Linked DNA regions of Mus musculus: regions 1, 2, 3 and 5 are each linked to region 4. The links are chromatin loops, found by intact Hi-C in ENCODE. Cell type or tissue: heart. All regions are shown on one strand.

What was found. Hi-C counts contacts between places; a loop is a spot of excess contacts. Peaks named below come from ENCODE experiments on the same cell type or tissue, not always from the same donor. Only the 100,000 strongest peaks of a DNase experiment are listed, where the experiment ranks them.
Region 1: it touches region 4 in a loop (2.8-fold over the local background); 12 of 42 quality-filtered maps call a loop at or near these places.
Region 2: a loop joins it to region 4, with 2.4 times the contacts of the local background. A loop is called at or near these places in 11 of 42 quality-filtered maps.
Region 3: it touches region 4 in a loop (4-fold over the local background); 8 of 42 quality-filtered maps call a loop at or near these places.
Region 5: a loop joins it to region 4, with 5 times the contacts of the local background. A loop is called at or near these places in 10 of 42 quality-filtered maps.

Annotation. Positions count from the first base shown.
Region 1 is chr16:38,087,114-38,091,113 of GRCm38, reverse strand. It overlaps Gsk3b (glycogen synthase kinase 3 beta), which reads right to left and starts at 2,113. Exons shown (of 11, transcript NM_019827.7): 1 at 501-2,113. The coding sequence starts at 588. It overlaps BC031361 (cDNA sequence BC031361), which reads left to right and starts at 1,854. Exons shown (of 1, transcript NR_033221.1): 1 at 1,854-4,000. In heart, a CTCF peak has its summit at 3,409; DNase peaks (open chromatin) are centred at 2,043 and 2,203; H3K4me3 peaks cover 3,913 bases; H3K27ac peaks cover 3,879 bases.
Region 2 is chr16:37,812,788-37,816,787 of GRCm38, reverse strand. It overlaps Fstl1 (follistatin-like 1), which reads right to left. Exons shown (of 11, transcript NM_008047.5): 3 at 978-1,082. Among named protein-coding and RNA genes, the nearest start is that of Gm41452, 35 kb to the left of the region's middle. In heart, a CTCF peak has its summit at 2,274; DNase peaks (open chromatin) are centred at 1,897, 2,237 and 2,897; H3K27ac peaks cover 2,036 bases.
Region 3 is chr16:37,945,002-37,949,001 of GRCm38, reverse strand. Gpr156 (G protein-coupled receptor 156) reads right to left here. Exons shown (of 10, transcript NM_153394.2): 2 at 1,183-1,634; 3 at 651-787. The coding sequence starts at 1,278. Among named protein-coding and RNA genes, the nearest start is that of Gpr156, 31 kb to the right of the region's middle. In heart, a CTCF peak has its summit at 1,592 (motif pointing right); a DNase peak (open chromatin) is centred at 1,581.
Region 4 is chr16:37,868,103-37,872,102 of GRCm38, reverse strand. It overlaps Lrrc58 (leucine rich repeat containing 58), which reads right to left and starts at 3,703. Exons shown (of 4, transcript NM_177093.3): 1 at 3,123-3,703. The coding sequence starts at 3,607. In heart, CTCF peaks have their summits at 2,216 and 3,920; DNase peaks (open chromatin) are centred at 542, 1,952 and 3,852; H3K4me3 peaks cover 2,570 bases; H3K27ac peaks cover 1,888 bases.
Region 5 is chr16:37,682,959-37,686,958 of GRCm38, reverse strand. Gm35833 (a long non-coding RNA gene) reads right to left here. Exons shown (of 3, transcript XR_876061.1): 2 at 3,452-3,651; 3 at 1,661-2,576. Among named protein-coding and RNA genes, the nearest start is that of Gm35833, 4.2 kb to the right of the region's middle. In heart, a CTCF peak has its summit at 2,113 (motif pointing left); DNase peaks (open chromatin) are centred at 2,068, 2,498, 3,018 and 3,598; H3K4me3 peaks cover 2,205 bases; H3K27ac peaks cover 3,970 bases.

The DNA.
Region 1 (4,000 bases), 220 kb before region 4:
TATTAGGAGGCTGGGGCATTTAATATCTCTATTTTGAATACAGAACCCTGATAACCTGAGCTAACTAAGATAAACTCCCTCATTCCAGAAGACAAGGACTCGGCAAATGTACATCATGGTTTATTAATCAAGCCTTGTCCTCCTCTTCTTTATTCAAAGGGATGGGCAAGCGAACGCTTCTTCCATCGCTTAACCCGGAGGCACTGGAGCACTTGAAAAGACTACCAGCAGCACGGAGAACGTAAGAAAAGAAGTTTCAAATCCAATCAGGCAAATAAAACTAATATTCTCTCAATCCAAGGTTAATGAGGCGGGGGGAGGGGGTACGGGAATGGGAGGAGGAAAAGGAGCCTGCCTCTTCTTGACTCAAGGCTGGTTTTGCCCTTTTCCACGACCACTGACTGTTCTATCAGGTCTGTTAGTGTAAGATCCTGGTATTTCGAGGTTTCTTATCTAAATGGTAAGGTGGAGGAAGGGTGTAAAATAAAATCGATACTCACTGCTAACTTTCATGCTACCAAAAGCTGAAGGCTGCTGCACTGGCTTGCAGCTCTCCGCAAAGGAGGTGGTTCTCGGTCGCCCCGACATGATGGCTCTTCTTGAATCACCTTTTCCTTCCTTAATCCTTTTCTTCCTTTTGTTTTATGTTAGGGTGCTAGGTTAATGATAAATGCAGCATTAAGTTCTCCCGCAAGAAAGAGAAAGAAAGACTTCGTTCTCTTGGCTTTTCACTCCTTTTGTATAGCTATTTAAGAAGAAGGAAAAAAAAAAGGAGCTATGTATTTCTTCAAGACAGATCGGTACGGATATTTAACACATAGATGATTTAGAGCTGGGAGAAAAATACAATTCTTTCACCTCCCTTTCCTGGAAGAGGAGAAAAAGGGTGGAGTGGAATCCTTAAAAATATATATATATCACGTGAACGAGGGCAAATACTTGATTGAAAATAAGTACTCTGAGTATTATATTTTTCCTCGGGGATTTTTTTCCGAGTCAATGAAGAAGGGAAGCGGCGGAAGGATCACGAGCCTCACGCTTGAAGAGAAGGGGGATGGGAAGGAGGGAGGAGATGGCTCGGAGATGCGACGGCAAACGCTGCGGCTCCGGCAGCAGCGGGATCCGGCGGTCTGACGGCGGCGGCGGCCGGGTGAACCGGAGGGCAGCGCAGTCGCGAGTCAGCGGCGGGCGGTGGCGGCGGCTCCTCTCCTCATTGCGCCAGGAGCAGCTGCAGGCGGTGGCTGGATCCAGCGGCCATGGCGGCAGCGGCGGCGGAGGCAGCTCCCTTCAGACCCCAGGCAGCGGCTCCCTGACTGCTCCCCATACGCCGGGGACATGGGAACCAGGCAACCGCTTCCGTCCCTCGGGGTCCCCTCCCCCGTCCGTGGCCCCGGCACGGCCGGCCTCCGCCCCTCGCCTTTGCTCAGCGGCTGCTCGGGAAGTGTCCGCGCTGTGCCCGGAGCCCGAAGCCCTGTCAGCGGCTGCAAGGCCGGCTCCTCCTTGCTGCCTTCCTTCCTTTGTCACTCGGCCCAGGCGGCGGCGACGGCGGCGACACAAGCCCGCATTCGGCCGGGTCGGGGGCTGCTCTGTGCGAGGCGCGCCGTCTGCGCAGCCGCCTAGCCCTTCCCCACTCCCCCTCCCCCTTCCTACTCGTCCTCCGCCTCCTTCCTCCCCCACCCAGCCCTTACACCGCCCAGCGCCCCGCCGCCCGCGTTACAGGCGTCTGGGAATCGCTCGCCGAGCCCGCGCCCGCCAGCTTCGGCTGTAGAGCCGAAACCCAAGCCGGAACCAATCAGAGACGTCGCTTGCTTGCAGCTCCTGCCGGAAAAAGCCGAGCGACCTGGATAACCAATGAGGAGACGCCGCTGGGAGACCACGCCCCAGCAACGAGGAATGCCGAAGGTAGCCGAACAGAAGGGAAGAGGGTTCTCCTTGTCCTGTGGCTGGCTAGAGAGAAGAGTCGACAATAGCGACAGTGGCCAATCAGAGCTGTTGGCCCTCAGGGAAAAGCCTCAAGAGTTAAGGACGGCGAAACTCCCGAGTCGCGGGAGGAACTGCACGGCTGGGCGCCGCGCCCGTTTCCTCATTGGCTGGACAACTCCGCTGGGCGTGTACCTTTCTCGGTGATTGGTGAAGGGAAGGGGGCTTCCGAGGACATCGGGCCAGTCAGAGCCTCCCCTCCCTCTTTGAGGCGGGGAGAAGAAGAAAGCGGAGGGAGGGCACCTATAAAGTGCCATCTCATTGGTCTGCAGCGTCGAGCTGGAGCGCGGGGGGAGGGGAGCTTCGAAAGGGAGAAGGAGGGTGCAGGAGCCCGTGGCGGCGGCCAATAGGCGCTCACTGCTGTGCAATCGCAAGACCTAGCTGCAGTGGGATTGGCCTCGGGTGGTCCCTAAGCGGGCGGACGGGATGAGTGGTCGGCCTGCATCTGCTTTCCGAGCCGACGCTCGTGCTGGCTGTGCAGCCCGGTCCGACAATGCTGCGGTCGGAGGGTCGGGCCCCGAGCGCTCTAGTGGGGCGTGAGGCCGTCCCCATTCCCGGGAGCTCCGCGGGGCGCGGCTTACCAAGTGCGCCCGAGGCTCCCCACCGCGCGTGCTGAGCCTATGAGAACGTCTATTCTCTGAAAGACGTAGGGCGCCGTGGCCGGGGCCGAACCCTCTAGCGCTTAAATGGGAACAAAGCTTCCAGAGAAGGAGAGCCTCTGGGCAGCCGCGCCCGCCCATCGCGGGGGGCCGCTGATCTCGTGGGGGGGGGGGGGGGAGCCCTTTGCAGCAGGCGCACAAGGCCAGACCAGGCCTTCTGGAAACGCCCCCGAGAGATGAGCTCATGCTAGATGAGCGCGGTCCATGGGCGCGACTGTCCAGCGCAAAAGCAGCCCCGAAAACAGGTGAGGGGAAATGTGGTCAGGACAGTACCTCGAATCCTAGGAGGAAGCTCAAGTCAGAATTGCTCGCAGCAGTTTTTAGTGTTATTGGATGATCAGCACACTGCTGCCTAAGTAGGTTTCACATGTAGTCCAGCGTCCATTGTTCTACAAAGGAGACCATTGCCTTGGTCCATCCGAGAGCTGTGTGGCGTGGCTACTACGACTAGAGTAAGTTAGAGTGGACACTGGCAATCCTGACTGTAATCCCGTGATACTTGTAATACCCACCCGCATAGTCATCTCTTTCTGTTGAGATGCTATCTCCAGAAAGCACATGTAAAAGTACACGTACTTGATCAGATTGCTTAGCTATTGCTTTAAAATCTGATGAGGGACTTGGGACAGAACAAAGTAAGCTTTGAAGGGAGCCAGTAAAGGTCTGGATAGTGTTTGCAGACTCAGATGTCTGTAGAGGCCTGGCAAATAAAGCGAATGACACCGGCCTGGTGGAAGACAATAGGAATGTTAGATGATGTGGAAACGGGAGTTCCATCCATGCCCTTAAGGGGGTCCACCATTAAAATAATCGTATTCTCCTTTTTTTTTTTTTTTAATTACCAAAACCATAACGTTGAAGTTTTATGTGTGATCTCTAAATCTGACGTGTTGGCAACCGATATGCCGAAACCACGTAGACCAACAAAGTAAAAAATCCCAGGAAAATGTGCCCGACAGGCAGCCAATTTGTAATCTCATTCCTTATCGGAGACTTTATGCCTCAAGTGCAGAAGAGACTCTTGTTCTTCACAATTAAAATCGTCTATAAGGTAGCCCGATGCCATGGGGGAGGGTAAAGAATCTTAAAAGCAGCCGCCTTGCTTGGCAACTTTGTCATTTGAATGGTGCCTCTCCATGCTATTATGAAAGACCTTTGCCACTGTTCCTAAACTGCTGTGGTGCAGAACTTTAAATCCTCCCTACCTAATTATACCAGCAGGAAGGTAAATAACAAGGGTTTAGTTTGCAGAAACTGGCAACGTGGCTATTCTTGTATATAAAACTAGTTCAAAAATAGCCTACCTTAGGGTTTTGATTAGTAACTTTTTTGTTGCCTTCAGATATTTTTAACTCAATTGA
Region 2 (4,000 bases), 55 kb after region 4:
TGGAAAACTACACAATTCTTGCTCCTTCAGATGCAGCACAAAAACAAATAAACCCAAAATTCAAAAGGTAGAAACTATGACAGACTAGAAACTAGACAAAATATTGATGTACATCCTTTCATGACTCATGCGTCCCTCTGTCCATCCTACCTCACCGATGACTGCATCGTAGCACCCCTTCCTCTCTCAACCTCAACTGTACCCTCCTGTACACCTCTCTGTGTTATATGTGTGGTCTAGGATCCACATGGGAAGGAGAACATGCGTTTTGTTTTTCTTCCTGAGCCTGAATCATCTCACTTAATAGTACACCTTCTAGGTCCATCTATTTTCCTACACATTTCATTTTTCTTTAAAGATAAATAATATTTCTTTTTATATCATTTTAAAAACTATTATTTTATGTATGTGAGCGTACTGTCACACCAGTAGAGGGCATTGGATCCCATTACAGATAGTAGTGAGCCCCTAGGACCTCTTTGAACTCAGGACCTCTGGAAGAGCTGTCAGTGCTCTTAATCACTGAGCCATCTCTCCAGCCCTGAATAATTATTCATTGTCTATATGTCCCACATTTCCATCATCTGTTCATATGCTGATGGACAACCAGACTGGTTCTATTTTCTTGTTAACATCATTTTTTTTTCTTTTTTTTTCTTTTTCTTTCTTTTTTGGTGTTCATGTATGTATTGAGGCCAAAGATCCATATTGTGTTGTCCTTGGTTGTTTTCAGTATAACTTTCTGAGATAGAGTTATCACTATGCCTGGAGCTCATGATTTGGCTGGAATGGTTAGTCAGTGAACTCCATGGATTTGCCTCCTCTCGCCCAGCACTGCGGTCAGTGCCTCCTGCTGCCATGCCAGTCATCTGTGTAGGTCCTGAGGCTGTGATGGCAGCAAGCGCATCTCCTACTGAGCAAGTTCTCAAGGACCCCCTAAACAGTCAGCACCCCCCATGCCTGACACCAGGACTCACCTCAATGCAGAGGCACGTGGGCTCCCCCTTCTCTGTGACGGCACATTCCCTGCCAGCTCCACAAAACACATTGGCGCAGATCTTGGATTTGCTTCTAGGTTCCTCCTAAAACACAGATCATAAAGGATGCCACGTTACTGAGATGAGCCCATCACAGGATGAAACATTGGTGGTAATGACCTTTCAGGCTTGGGGCTTCCGTGTGCCAAAAGTTATCTTTTAGCATCAGACTCACAGGCATTGTTCTGGCTCAGGTACAGGCACTGAAGATTGTTCCCCTGTGAAGAGTGACTTTCTTGCATCCTTCCTCATTAAAAAAAAATACGGTTTGAGCATTTGTGATAAAGCCAGCACTATGCTAAGGGCTAGAGCTACACAGGGCAATCTTTGATCTCATGAACTCTGTGACTCTCAGGGAGGAACACATATACGGAAGGGCCACAGTGGGTGCTCTGGGGAGCAGGGGTGTATGGGAGAATCAGATGGCCCTTTCTGAAGATTCCACACCTTAACTGTCTCTTTAAGGATGAGAAGTCTAAGCTAGGAAGAAATGGAAACACTGGAGACACATCCAGACATCTTAACACCAAGGTATTTACTGCAATACCATCTGAAAGGACCGAAGGATGGTCACCATGTGGATATGCTATGATATCCAGCCACTCTCTGTGTGTACCCAGGCTACAAGATGAAGAGGACCAAACCCACTCCAAAAAGAGTATGGCCCCCAAGCTTCTTGCTGGTCAGGTTTCCTGTTCAGACAGATGTTACAGAACTGCAGGGAGAGGAAGGTCTGTATGCCACATGTGGATTGTGATAGGACCAGTTTGTTGGTGGTACATTCCTTTACTCCCACGACATTCACCCCCCAGCTCTGTGGTAGTGGTGGATAAACAAAGACAGGGATTCCCCCGGGGCCTCTGTTCCGCCAGGCTGGGCTGGCTGAATCACCCAAGGCTTCCAGGCCTTAGACGACTGGGCTGGAGCTGGTTACAAAACAACAAAGACAGAAGAGGCCTACGAATGACTTGGGTAACAGCAAAGTCCACATTTCCAGCCCTTGCCTACAGTGTATCTAAAGAACTCATACCTACAAGGCTTACTGTAACAGTAAATGTTTTAAACGGGGGAACCAGACACACACACACACACACACACACACACACACACACACACACACACACACACACACACACGGAAACAAAGTAGAGGCTTGAGAGGTGATGGGTCCATAATAGCTGCTCTGCTGCCACTTGGAGGCTGCTCTGCAAACTCCAGGTTATTCTTGTCTCCCATAAGCCCCCTTGCCTGCCATGCAGAGCTCTCATTGGTCTAGAACTCATTTGCATGCTCAGATCTCATTGGCTTAAATGCTGTTGCTAAACTAATTTTTTTTTTTAAAATGTTGCTAAGGAGAATTCAAAAAAGCTGGCAGACAGTGAAGAAAAGAGGAAGTAATTCCCAGAAGGGTGGAGGATGGATTTAGATCTTTGTTTCCTAAACAGAGAGGGGGAATAAAATTGAGCAAACTCTTCAGACAGACAGGGCTCTCCCTCTTGTGGGAGCTGTGTCTCCGAGCAAAAAGCAGAGCCAGAAGGGAATAGAAAAAGACAGTGCTGATTGTTATAAAAGACAATTCCAGTGGCCTCTTCAACTTCCCTGAGCTGAACACTTTAACCCCTGGGCCTATCACAGGAGCTGAAGATACACAAATGCACAAATCAGTGAGCTTTGGCATATGTCTGCATTCAAGGAAAAACTCAAATGTTCCCAGTGTGTACTTAACTAGTCCCTCTGATCCTTTAAACTACACATCTCCTCGTCTGTGGGGCAGGAGAAAATGGTGGGTGGGGGAGGGGGCGAGCATGATCAAGGGGACACCTTACAGGGCTGCTTGCAGAAGATCCTGCCGAGTTCAGAGCCTCATCTTGTCTCATGTGCATGTTTATTGTTTAGTTATTGGTGTGTGGGAGGGGCACACCAGTCAGGGCAAGTTTGTGGAGGTCAGAGGATGGCTTTTTGGGTGTGTGTGTGTGTGTGGGGGGGGTTCTCTTTCCATCGGGTGAGTTCCAGAGATTGACCTCTGGCCCTCTGGCCTGGCTACAAGTGTTTTTACCCAATGAGCTACCCCCTCTTCTCTCCTACTGTGGTAAATATTCCTAATAAACACTATTATGTGGAATCTGAATTCAACCCAAGTCATTTGCACAGGTAGCTCACTGACGTTATGTTTGGAGGAGAACACCTTTTTCTTTCACCCTAACAACTAGTACTTGAAGAGTGCAATTAAAAACGTGAATGTTTTCACACACAGCATTTCACCTTACTGCATGGCTAACCTGAGAAGAGCATGCATATGATTATTAGCTCCATTTTACAAACGAGCAATTTGAGGCCCCAAAAGGTCAAATAATTTGCCTAAGTTCCCCAAACTAAAAAGAGAGAGAGAGAGAGAGAGAGAGAGAGAGAGAAACCTCTATTCAGCCCACGGGTAACTAAGAATCCATTTGTAAACACCTGGCTTCCCTCAAAGTGACCTACTATGGTTGGTGCTACTTAAGCGCTCTATATGTTCCTAATTCCAGAGTCATATTATCCCTCTTTTACAGGTAGGAAAGCTGACTTGAGAGGCCCAGTAACAAAAAGCGATAGAGTTGGATGTTCCTCCAACCAAAGGCAAATGATTCCTTTATGTTTGGTTGATTCTTACATCCGTATGCATTAAGGTTAGGGAAACTATAATGGGAATATGGATGTTACAATAGCAAGTGTAAGGCGTTTAGATCCCATATGCAGCACTCATACCCAGCCCCCTTCTTTATCTGCCACGAGTATTCTCTTGCAACCCCCTTCCTTGGGTGCAGACATAAAACATTGAAGGTTAGAATTGTCTTGAGAATTAACTGAGCCGCGCCATGTGCTGTGTAACAGGAAGCGACTGTCACTACAGGGGGTGATTTATTTTCAGTTTCCCCTGCGAAATGATGTCACTGTCACCTTGGACTGTCATGTCCCCATTCTTC
Region 3 (4,000 bases), 77 kb before region 4:
ACTGATCCACCTCCCTGGCTGGGAAGGGAGAGACTATCTCAAACTCTCTATAGACAAGGATGACTTTGAACTCCTAATAGTCCTGCCTCCCGCTTGAGCTCTGGGATTACAGGCAAGCATCTGGGTATACATGATGCTGAGGACTGAACCCAAGGCTCTGTGGATGCTAGGCAGGCACTTTGTCTACTGAGCTGCCTCTCCAGCCCAAAGTTTCTTTCGTTTAAGTGAACAAAGCTTGCCCCAGAATGCTTTCAGCTACTGGTTTACTGGGAGCAAACCACATGAGAGATAATGATATCATTGTATAATTTGCTGACAGGGCGCTAGTTTACATTATAAAAATCGTGTAGGTCTCTACCCCATACTCATGCCCTTTACGGTTCTTTTCTTGGCAGCACTCACCACTTGGATTTAAGCATCCTTTCTTCCAAGACCACCAAGCACACTTACTGTATCCATTATGTGTCAGTCTGTTTGAAGTGTTAGAGGCACAGTGGGAAGCATGAGAGACAAGGTCCCTATGGTCACTAGCTTTGCAGTAGGGGGACCCTAGCTAGGCCTAGCCGCTCTTGGTGCCAAGATGATGTCAGCATTCTGGATTTCACAGTTCTGGTTATAGGGGTTGAGACTCTAGGCAGGAGGCTGCTTACCTGTTCTTCCTGCAGCGAATTGTGAAAGCCAGAAAGAAGAGCACCAGAAGTAGCCCACAGCTGAGAAAGGTCCACATAATCCCCAAGAGGGCAGGAGACAGTGGGGAGGCGGCTGTACTACTGTGCTGGGACTCAGTCTGGAGGCAGAAAAAAAAAAAAAAGGAGAGGTTAATAATGAGGGATCACGCCTTTAATATGAGCCCTCACACTCAGGAGGCAGAGGCAGGCGGATCTCTGAGTTCCAGGCCAGCCTGGTCTACAGAGCAAGTTCTAGGATAGCCAGGGATACACAGGGAAACAAAACCAAAACCAAACAAGCAAAAGAATAAAGGATCTATAGATGGCACCAAAGTAGGGCCATGCTTGTGCTACATGGACAGTTCCTCCTCCTCCTCCCTCTCCCCCTCCTCCTCCCCCTTCCCCCCTCTTTCTGCCCCTCCCCACTCCTCCTCCTTCTCTACCACTACCACCATCACCATATTTATGTCTAGTCCCATGGCATCTATATAACGCCCCATGGCTGTTCACTTACAATGGTTGTCTTGCAAAGATCATGAAGGGGTCTCCGATCCAGCTCTTGACCAGGAAAACTGTCACAAAATTCAGAGCAGTTGATTTCTGGCTCCATGTCACCCCATGCACTTCTATGGGCATCTACTCAGTCTTGGCTATTCCCAGTCAAGGATGCAAACCGTTCGCTGAAGCACAGAAACAACTCGAGTCTTTCTGCCAGAGGCTCCATCTCAGAGTTGCCTCCAGAGTCCAAATCCAGGATTAAAAAACAAATGGCTCCAAGTAGAAGTGAAAGGTTGTTTCATTAGTCTCCTTCATCATGCATATTTGAAGAGCAAATGTTCTTCAGCTGGTTCCTGGCTCCCAGTGGGTAGCACATGGTCAAGAGTGGGCATCTCAGGTCATAGAACGAATTGATTCTGGCTCACCACCAGAGGGCAGTCAGCACTCCACGTGCTCCCACACTGGGCCCTGGAGGGAAGCAATCAGACTGGTTAACAAACATGCACACGCAGGTTTAAAATGGTTTTAGTATCTCAGCTATACATGGTTACATTCTATCGTGTGTAGGTATATGCTTATAAATATCGCAACATTTTAAAGTATAAATGTTACTTTTGATTCATAAGGCACATCATCCCCTTTTCCCTCCCCCAAATTCATGTCCTAAGATCTTTCCACACAGTTCCTTGCTTAACCTCTGTTTGATCCTAGGTGATTCTGGGATCAAGGGCCCATATTGTCTCTTGTCTCTCAGGATGAGGAAGAGCCTTCCATGTCCAGACAGCTGAGTTGCCCAAAACGTGTACTGGTTTTTATCTATTTATTTAGTTTTTTAAAAAAAGATTTATTTATTTATTATATGTAAGTACACTGTAACTGTCTTCAGGTAGCCGAGAAGAGGGCATCAGATCTCATTACAGATGGTTGTGAGCTAGGATTTGAACTCAGGACCTTCGGAAGAGCAGTCAGTGCTCTTAACCTGTGAGCCATCTCTTCAGCCCCCATATTTATTTAGTTTTTAAATTTAATTAAACATTTATTTTTACTTATTCACTTTACATCCTGCTCACTCCCGGTCACCCTCTCCCACAATCCTTCCCCCACCCCCTCCCCTCTTCTCTGAGCAGGTGGTCCCCTCCCCTGGATATCTTCCCCACCCGGAAACTTCAAGTCTCTTTGAGACTAGGTGCTTTCTGTCCCATTGAGGCCAGACATGGCAGCCCAGCCAGAAGAACGTATCCCACATATAGGCCAGAGCTTTGGGATAGCCCCTGTTCCAGTTGTTCAGGACCCACATGAAGAACAAGCTGCACATAGACAACATTTGTGTGGGGAGGCCTAAGTCCAGCCCATGCATGTTTTTTGGTTGGTAGTTCAGTCTCTGAGAGCCCTGGGGGTCCAGGTTAGTTGACTCTATTGGTCTTCCAGTGGAGTTCCTATCCCCTCTGTGTACTGGCTTTTAAATTGTCAGAATCACGGAGCTGCCATGGGTTAGTTGGGTTCTAGGGAGAGGGGCTGAGTGACCCACTGAGGAGAGATTATTACGCTCAGAAAATATTCATAATATGAATACTGTGATCAGAAGAGAAGCCAAGACAGACACCTGCAGTCTCAGTGCTTGGAAGGCCGAGGTGGGCGTGTAGGAGTTGGCCAGCCTGGCTACAAAGCAAGATGTGCAGAAGAGAGGGAGGGGAGGAGAGAGAAGTGGATGGGGCATGTGGTCCACGGGTCACAGACTGGACATGCCTGAGTCTTATCCCTACATTTGAAAACAAACCCATCTTTTAATAGAAAAGATAGATTTGGGGTTAGTCACAGGAATGTAAGAGGTTGCCATTTCTGCTTTGTGTTTTTGAAAGCACCTAGTATAGCATCTGTGTGTGTGAGTGTGTGTGAGTGTGTATGTGTGTGTGAGAGTGTGTGTGAGTGTGTGTGTGTGAGTGTGTGTGTGTGAGTGTGTGTGTGAGTGTGTGTGTGTGAGTGTGTGTGAGTGTGTGTGTGTGTGTGTGTGTGTGAAACTTGGACAAATATTAGATGCTACTAATCAATAGTCACTGAACACTAGACCCATGGTTAAAGCAGAACAATTGTGACAGGTGCTGAGTGCCGTCTTTGGAGTCTGTACTTAGACATAAACAATACAGCACCAGGTGTTGCCCTGTCACTGGACTCTACCATATTCTTGAATTATTTACCAGCTTCATGACAGAGCAATCACGAGAAAATTAGAGTCCGCTGTCTCCCATCCAGCATTTGAATTCTTGTGCTGTCTGGACAGATGACTGAATATTAAATTACGAAGCAAACAAGGCATGGCTATTCGTATCCTAATTTTGTTGGAATTCCAACAGAAAGGGTCTTTCTCTCTTTTTTTCTAGCCACACCCTACTTTCCTACTGAGTATTCTAGCAATGAGCAATGTGAGGAGTCACAGAGCAAACTACACTATGGTAGTCTGGAAGGACGTGTGTTTTTACATTGTCTTCTCCATCTTAGTGGTAAACCAAAGACCTATTTTTGGCTTGATAATGCTTTGTTGTCTGGACCATCTTTTGAAGAGAGGATGTTTGGCAGCATGCCTGGCCCTCTCCTAACAGTTTCAACAACTGCCAGTCACTGCCAACTGTGCCCAGTATGTGCCAAATTGAGACTCCCTGGCGTCATGAGAATTTTGGTCCCTTTAAAAGCACAGAAATGTTAAGGGACTATGTTTTTGTTTTAATCCCAGGTGTGGGGTTGCTTTAGACTGTCCACAGCAGCTGACTATGATTTGTCTCATGCTCGGGCAGGGATGTTATTTTGCCAGCTGAAAATAGTTTACATTTGGCATTCTG
Region 4 (4,000 bases):
AACCTAAGTTCATTAGAAGAAGTGTCAAATGAGAACTACTACCTTTCAGCACTGTAAAACAAAAATGTTTGCCTACACAAAAGCCACAAACGTACATTTATTTGCTGATAAATCCTATACAAACAGAATTATATTTATAATATCCTGACTTCAGGGGAATGAAGTCAATCATAAAAATAAACAAGAGCTCCGTTCCAGCACCCATTTACTTGTTTTTTTTTTTTTTTTTTAATTTTTGCCACTAAGGGAAGGATCAACAAGTCTAGTGCAAAGATCTCATCTGAGACCTCCAGGAGACGCAGAGAGGCCAGTGGCACACGCAACCAAGACTTGTTATTCTTCCCTGGAATGTGACTAGTGGACACGAGGAGTTTCTGTGGCCTATATATGCTGTGTAATTAAAAAAAAACTGTTCTCTTAAGTGTTCTTTACAAGGACAGAATCTTCTTCATGTGCCAAAATAGTCAACCTGACTCAAGCAGTGGCTCTTGGCTGGCACGTGGAAGGCCATGCAGTCCACCCTCAGCAGCAGGGAGGGAGGAGCAGACCAGCCCACTACAGCACCTAGTACATGCCAGGCTCTGGAAGAACATGATGTTCAAGCGACTGTAACACCACCTCTCCATGTCCCACCAGTAATGAACTATCTCAGAATAGTTAGCAGTCTCTGGGAACTAAAATCACTCAACTCTTGCTGTGGCCTTGATCTGGCCTCAAGCAACTCATTCATACAAAATCTCAACTTCCTCATCCTTGAAAAGAAGGAAACGAACTAGGCCATGGTCAAAGCTGCTGCTTTCTTTAGGAGTACAATTCTGCAATGAGCCTTTTGGCCTACATCCAAGTAGAATTCATTATCTAAATCTTTGCTGATTCCTATTAGTAGAGAAATAAAGTGCAACAACAACAACAACCAGGATGCAAAAATTCAAGTCAAGAACATAGTGACCAACAGCCTTGCGTAGTTGTTGTCAGTACAGAAATCAGCTCAACCAGGTATACATGGCCTGACCCAATCCTCTGAATTGCGTATTTCCCAGAAAAGAAGCCTAGACACTCAAGTCCTAGCCCTAGCTGGCCACTGTGGAAAATTCTTGAATTTGGCATCAGAGACCCCAGTATTCAAATCCAGTTCTACTTAATAGGTTTGTGATCTTGAGAGAGACCTCATTTCTCTGAGCCCTTGTTTCTTCCTCTAAAAATGGAGAGTGCCTCATCTTAGAATCATTGACTACTCTCCCTGGGCTCCTCCTAATATGCTAGATTGTGGCTCACGCCTTTAATCCCAGCACTTGGGAGGCAGAGGCAGGTGGATTTCTGAGTTCAAGGCCAGCCTGGGCTACACAGAGAAATTCTGTCTCGAAACAAACAAAACCAAAAAAACAAAAATAACAAAAATAATAAAAAATTTTAAAAATACTTGATTGAAATAAAACACGACATGTTAAAATTAAGAGGAACCAAAGTCTGTCCAATGAACATAATCTCCCCTTACCTGTCCTATATCCTACCTTTCCCTAGTACTCCTGTTGTAGGTTACCGGTGTCTACCACAATGGCCTCCTAACCAGCCCCCAAATCCCTTCTCCTTCATTCAGCCCCTTGCCACTCCACAGGAACAAACATGTGCACTCAGAATACAACCCACACTCTATGGAAGTCTTCAAGATGTGACACCCTCTGAGTGTCCCCGGTTCTTTGCAATGATCATCTTTCAGCAGTTCTTTTCCTTGCTCCTGGACTTTCACACACACTCTTCTTTTTACCTGGATTGGTCCAATGGCTCACACTCAAATCTTCACTGTTACTTCCTTCAGAAGGCTGACTCAAACGGCACTTACTCAAGAACCAAAATAGGTCAAATCCCTGTCATTCTATCTCAGGGGATTAGCCCCAGAACTTAGGAAAATGTTGGGACACATCAAGTACTGTGTAAACATCTATCGAGGAGCAAATTAAGGGACACTGTGTCCAGATGCCTCATTTGGCAAACAGGAAGTGCTAAGTGACCAGCAGAAGGGTGAGATGTGAAGAAAAAGTCTTATTCCTGGGTCAATGTTTTCCCTGTTAACTCGAAGGTTCTTTCTGGCTCCACATTCTTTTATCTTGGCTAACCAATTAAAAGAGAGGAAAAATATTTAACAAGTGGAAGATGCTTTCTTGTTTTGCTTTGACTCCCCTGCAGGGCACATTAGAGCACTTCTATTATCCTCTCTGCACCTCCTCACTCCAGTACACTACTGACTAAGCCACTAGGAGATAGGACAGACAGTTCCTGTAAAGAAGGAATCACATTCAGTAACATACAGTAACACAGATACAATGGTATGATGTGTGACACACAGAGGAAGTAATTTGGCTCTAATTGTCCTGGGAACAGTTTTTTTTTTTTTTTTTTTTTTTTTTTTTTTTTTTTTTAGAATTACAGAAAAGACTCCTAAGATAAAATTTTGAAATGTGAATAGTTCCTCAGGGTCAAAGGAAGCGCAGCGTGGTTTTTTTTTGTTGTTGTTGTTTTTGGGTTTTTTTGTTTTTTTTTTTTGTACCCAACCCCAACCCCACAATTTAGTGAAGCTGCCTTTCTGGGTGTGTGTGTGTGTGCAAGGCTCACTGACTCCACAAATGGTACTTTGGGTATCGGGAAAAGAGGGGAACTGGAAATAAAAACCAAGGAAGTAGGTCAGCACCTCCTACGCCACGTTAAATGCCACTTTGATGCAAACGCATGGAAAGTCTCGGAAGACTTAACCAGTAAGAAATCGCCAACCTCTGTTAACGGGAGCCCTTTTGACTCCCTGTCTAGACTCAAGAAAGAAGGCGAAGTCCGGCTTAGTGGCGCATGTCTTTTAGCCCCAGATTTGGGAGGTAGAGGCAGGCGGAGCTCTGTGAGCTTGAGGTTAGCATGGTCTCCACAATGAATTCCAGAGTTCATTGGGGGGCGCGGGGGGCGTCGAAGACCTGCGGCAGGCCAAACACAACCCAAAGGCTACCACCCACCCACCCACCCTTGGTCAGACGCTACGGGTGACAATGGCTCGCCTAGTCCCCCTCCCCCTCCAACCCGGTGCCACGGAGCTCGGGCCACCGCCCCGCTCCCCACCCCCGGGACTCGCCGCCGCTCACCTCCGCAAGTTCTCGATCTCGGCGGGGATGCTCTGCAGCTGGTTGCCGCCCAGGCTGAGGGTCTGAAGGGCGCGCAGCTCCAGCAGCGAGGCGGGCAGCTCCTGGAAGCAGTTGCCGCTGAGGTTGAGCACTTGGAGGCTGCGGCAGAGCGGCGACTGGGCCAGGCCCTTGGGCAGCGAGCCCGGGCCGCCGAGCCGGTTGTTCCTGGCCAGCAGCGTGCGCAGGCCGCTCAGCGTCAGCAGCTCGGGCCCCAGCGCCGTGAGCGAGTTGCCGCTCACGTCCAGGAGCTGGAGGTGCGGGAAGCCGCCGCCCAACGCCCGCGGCAGCGACGTCAGGCGGTTGTAGGGCAGCAGCAGCCGCAGGAGAGCCTCGCGCGCGCCGCGCCGCTCCTCGGCGCGCGCCTCCAGCTCCGACTCCAACGCCTCGGCCGACACGCTGAGGCGGGACCAGTTGAGTTCGGCCTCCCCGAGCGCGGCCTCCTCCATCCCGCCGGATCCCGGGCCCGCGAGCCGAGGCGGCGCGCCCCGGAACCTAAAGCGAGCGCCGCGTCGGAAGTGGCGCGGCGCGGCCCGGTACGGCCCGGGCGCTCACCCCCGCGCGCCCTCCGAGTCACGCGATGGTCGGCGCCGGGTGCGCGCGCCGCTCCGGGGGCCGGGCTCCGCCTCACGTGGCGCACGGCGCGGCGTCCGCTGCGCAGGAGCCGAGGCCTGGCGCTCCCGGGAACCGTGTGAGGGAGCTGTGCTCGCCCGGGCGTCGCGGGGCTCGGTGGGCGAGCCGGAGGCCTGAGGCTCCCCGGAGCGGGCAGCTCGCCCTTTATAGTGTGGCACCCGGTGGTGGCCTTGGCCGCCAGAGTAAACAGCTCCGGGGCTGTTGATCCC
Region 5 (4,000 bases), 190 kb after region 4:
AAACATATCTTATCCACTCGCCTGCTTGATTACATCTTTCCCCAGCTGCTCCACTACTTGACCACAGTGCTCCTGTCTCCACGGAGCCCCTTCCCCATCTCTTTTCTTAGAGACCCGCCTCTCTTCCCTACCTAAGGAGCATTTCCGTCTTTGAATTTGAAACAGCATTTGAAACAGCTGTACAAGGACACAATGTTTAATTTAGGAGCTGAGTCTGTAGGAAGGGGTTCTTTGTTAGTTTCCAGAGTGATGCAAAGCTTAATTTAGAATGCAATGTAACTTTCATTGTTGTTCTTCTGGAAGTCAGAGCGATTATGGATTGTGCTGCAGAGGCAGCCTGCCTGATGATGCTCCTATTTGGCAGTACTGGGGGGAGGGAGGAGTTGTGGCAGTTTCATCTTTTATTCTCCTTCAGAGATACTGGAGAGGTGTGCAATGGGAGCATTTATATTCAGGGCAGACCTGTCTCATTCAGTCTTTGTAGCCGGCCAAGGCCCTGCAAAGGGTGCTGTTAATGCTGGATTGAGTCACATTGACTGTTTGCCCTCTACCTCCTACCTGGATCTTACACGTAGCCCTATTAGCATCTGGAACTAGGAAATGAGAGAGAGCAGCCGCCTAGTACTAGCAAGGCAAGGACTTAGACAAGACCTCAGCTTCCTTCCGTTCTTGGCTCCTGGAGAAAGCTAGCATGGCTAACTCGAAGGGTATCATGCCCTATCCAATCTAATTAGTTTCTTCCTCTCAGGGACTCATGTGACTATTAGTGGAATGGGAGGTGGGGCCATGGGATTAGGAGGGCCATCAATTAGGAGAGCCATCAATTAGGAGGCTACAATAGTCACACCACCACAGCATCAGATTTGAGAGAGAGCATGCCTCCTCAGTGCCTCTTTGAGCTTCAGGCCAAGCAGCTTCTGCTAGTTGACTGGCATACAATCTTCCGGCATTTTACAAACATGCTTAGCCATGTTTTCTAGATTCCCTAGGGTCTAAAAGCCCAGGAAGAGAATGTAATCTCTATTTTCTTCAAAGATACACACACACACACACACACACACACACACACACACACACAAGTAATTGCAAGTTTGAAGAGAAATACAAGGTTCCCCAAGAGAAATGTTCTGTAAATAAAGGTAGGTACTTGGCCTGGGGTGTGGTACATGCCTTTAATCCTAGCACTTAGGAGAAGGCAGAAAAATCAGAAATGCAAGGATAGCCTTGGATACACAGTGAGTTCAAGCCAACCTGGGCTATATGAGGCCTTATCTCAAAACAAATGAAAAGGAAAAAGTTCTGGCCCCCCCACACCCAGAGAACCTGAACCTCACAGATCAAGGGAGAGTTAGGCAGAGAGCAAAACTGCTTTTCCACTTCTTATCTGGATCACAGCAGTCCCTAACTCTAAAAATTCCATTGTGCTCTGGAACTGTTCAGGAGACTGTTGTTCAAAAATCAGAAACCCCACAACTGGAGTTATCCGCTTTAAGCTGACAGTGCCTTCTCTAAAATACCCAGGAGACCCAGTCCTGGAAGTTAAGAGACAGACCGAAGTCACTGTGGGGTAGCAAAGGGCCGCTTATGCAAAGACAAGGACTTGAAAGATGCGACCTCACGGCCACGTGGTGGCGGACTTCGCCATTTTTGCTTACCAGCGTGTTTTAGATTTTATTCAAAGTGCGGGGCTTTGATGTATTTGTCTGGGGGTGGGCTCACCCCCTTGCATTTTTCGTAGGTTTTACTAGTGACTCGAGGATAGTGAAGAGAAACAAGAAAGAAACTTAGACACAAGAAAGTCAGGAAGACAAAAGAAAGGCACGGAGCCCACAAGAGCCTGGGAAACCGATGAGAGACTTAGGAGGAGGGGGCGGGGGATTTGAGTCTACAGACTCCGGAAAACCTATTAAGGCGTCCTGGGAGAAGGTCGCTGGGTCCTTCAGGGTGGGAATCAGGCTGTCCGGGTTGAAGCCTCTCGGGATTAAGAGCTGAAGAGAAACCACAAAGGTTCATTGTTTTATTTGTGCCTTGACTTGGCTCCTGACCATCGGATCGCTGGAGTTCTGATAAACGTCCTGAGCTCCCCCTACTGGCTGCCCTGAAGAACGTTACCATCTGGATCCCAAGAGAAATAGGATTACGTAACCCCAGCTTTGACCACTTAAGACTTTTATTTTCTTTCCCAAGGTCTTGGCTTTTCCAAATCCTGCTGCCTAATGCCAGAGCTTAAATGCCCTGACTGATTGCCAAGGTCCCAAGGCCCAGAGGAGGCAGTTATGAAGGGGCCATGCTAATGGGAGGGCATGCAGGAGGGTAGCCGAACAGACTTTTTTTTTTTTTTTTTAATATGTGTCACGCAAATAAAAGTGCTGCAAAAATTCCTAAAAAGGGGGACTTTTTCTGAACTTTCATCTTCTTGCCTCAAATGTGACGCTGGCATTAAACAAGGCCTCTTTGCTTAGGGGGCGGGCCTGCCGGGTCTAGATAGGAAGCCATCCAAAATAAGCCATCCAACTCCATAGCAGCGAAGACGCACCCGGCTCTCCTTTCCTTCCCTCTCCCCTCGGTCTTAAGCTCTGCAAAAGACAGGAAGAACTGAGAACAGCAAGAGCAGAATGTTCTCTGAAAGACAGAAGAAAAAATCTCTCTCTCTCTCTCTCTCTCTCTCTCTCTCTCTCTCTCTCTCTCTCTCCCTCTCCCTCTCCCCCCTCTCTCTCTCTCTGTGTGTGTGTGTGTGTGTCTGTCTGTCTCTCCTCCCTCCTTTCCTCCCTTCCTTCTTCCCTCTCCTCATTATCTCTTCCTTTCTCTCCCCTCCCCCTCTTTGTCTCTGTCTCCCCCTCCTTCCCGGCCTCTCCCCCTCTTCTCTCGTCTCCTCTCCTTAAGGTTGATATTAAACAAGGTAGAAGCCCTGTCCTTCCTAAAGGACACAAAGGCTAGCCTTCTGTATGAGAAATGCCAAGTCCAGAGGCAGCGGTTGAGGGAGAGACAAAGAAGGACCTCCAGCGTTGAAGCAACAGGAACAGAATATAGGAGCTAGCAGCTGTTGACTGGAGCAGCCACACCCGTGGGGAGTGGTCCTGGGTTAGCAAGGGAGACCCCTGGGCAATAGGCAGAGGGTATGAGCATCACGTGAAGGAGGGGCAGATTTTCAGATGTGTGACTAGGATGCTTGTTCCCCCCGAATGGACCGTCTTATGCCCCCTCCCCTTCTCTTCAAAACCTCCTCTTCACAAATTAGCAATTTACCGGGAGAGGCACAGTGGCAGAGGCCAGCCTGGTCTGCAAAGTGAGAACCAGTCTCAAAACAAAACAAGCAACTTTCCTTTCATAAAAGAGCTATGCCTCTTTCAGGGTCCCTAAATGTCCCTAAAACATTGTTCAGGGTGGTAGCATGAGGTTATTTTCAAAGGCTCTGGGCAAACATCCAAAGGATTCCTTTTCTTTTGTTAACCTGAAGGCAAACCACCATTGGTTCACAGCCTTGCAGGGAGCAGTGCAGCTCTCCGGAAATGGCCACTTGCTCTTTCGTTCCCTCAGGACGAGGTAGCCGCCTTTCCTTTGTCCTTCTGCCAACCTCCACGTTTTCCTCTCACCATCCAGCTGGTTGACACTGGCTCCTCTTCTTTCCAGGGCTGACTTTGTGCTCTGGGTCTGCTTGCAGGGTGTTGATGTAGGAGGAGAAAAAAAAGAAAAGTGTTGTCATGTGTTCGTGGGATCCCAACACATCTGACACTCTGCAGGGATCTGGCTAAGCTAAGCGCATATTCCACAGAAGTCAAGGGGACCCTTTATTCTATCTGCAAGACACCTTTGCAAAATTCCTGGCAAATTGACAGCCTCCAAATTATACCTCCCGTTTTGAATAGCCCTTGCTTATTGTCACCGTAGAAGAGGATTTGGGGGACTTGTGAGTCCATGGGAGCAGAATGGCCTTGACAGACACTGCAAAATACAAATAATATTTATTGCCAATGAAAGATTCACAACCGAAACTAGTCAA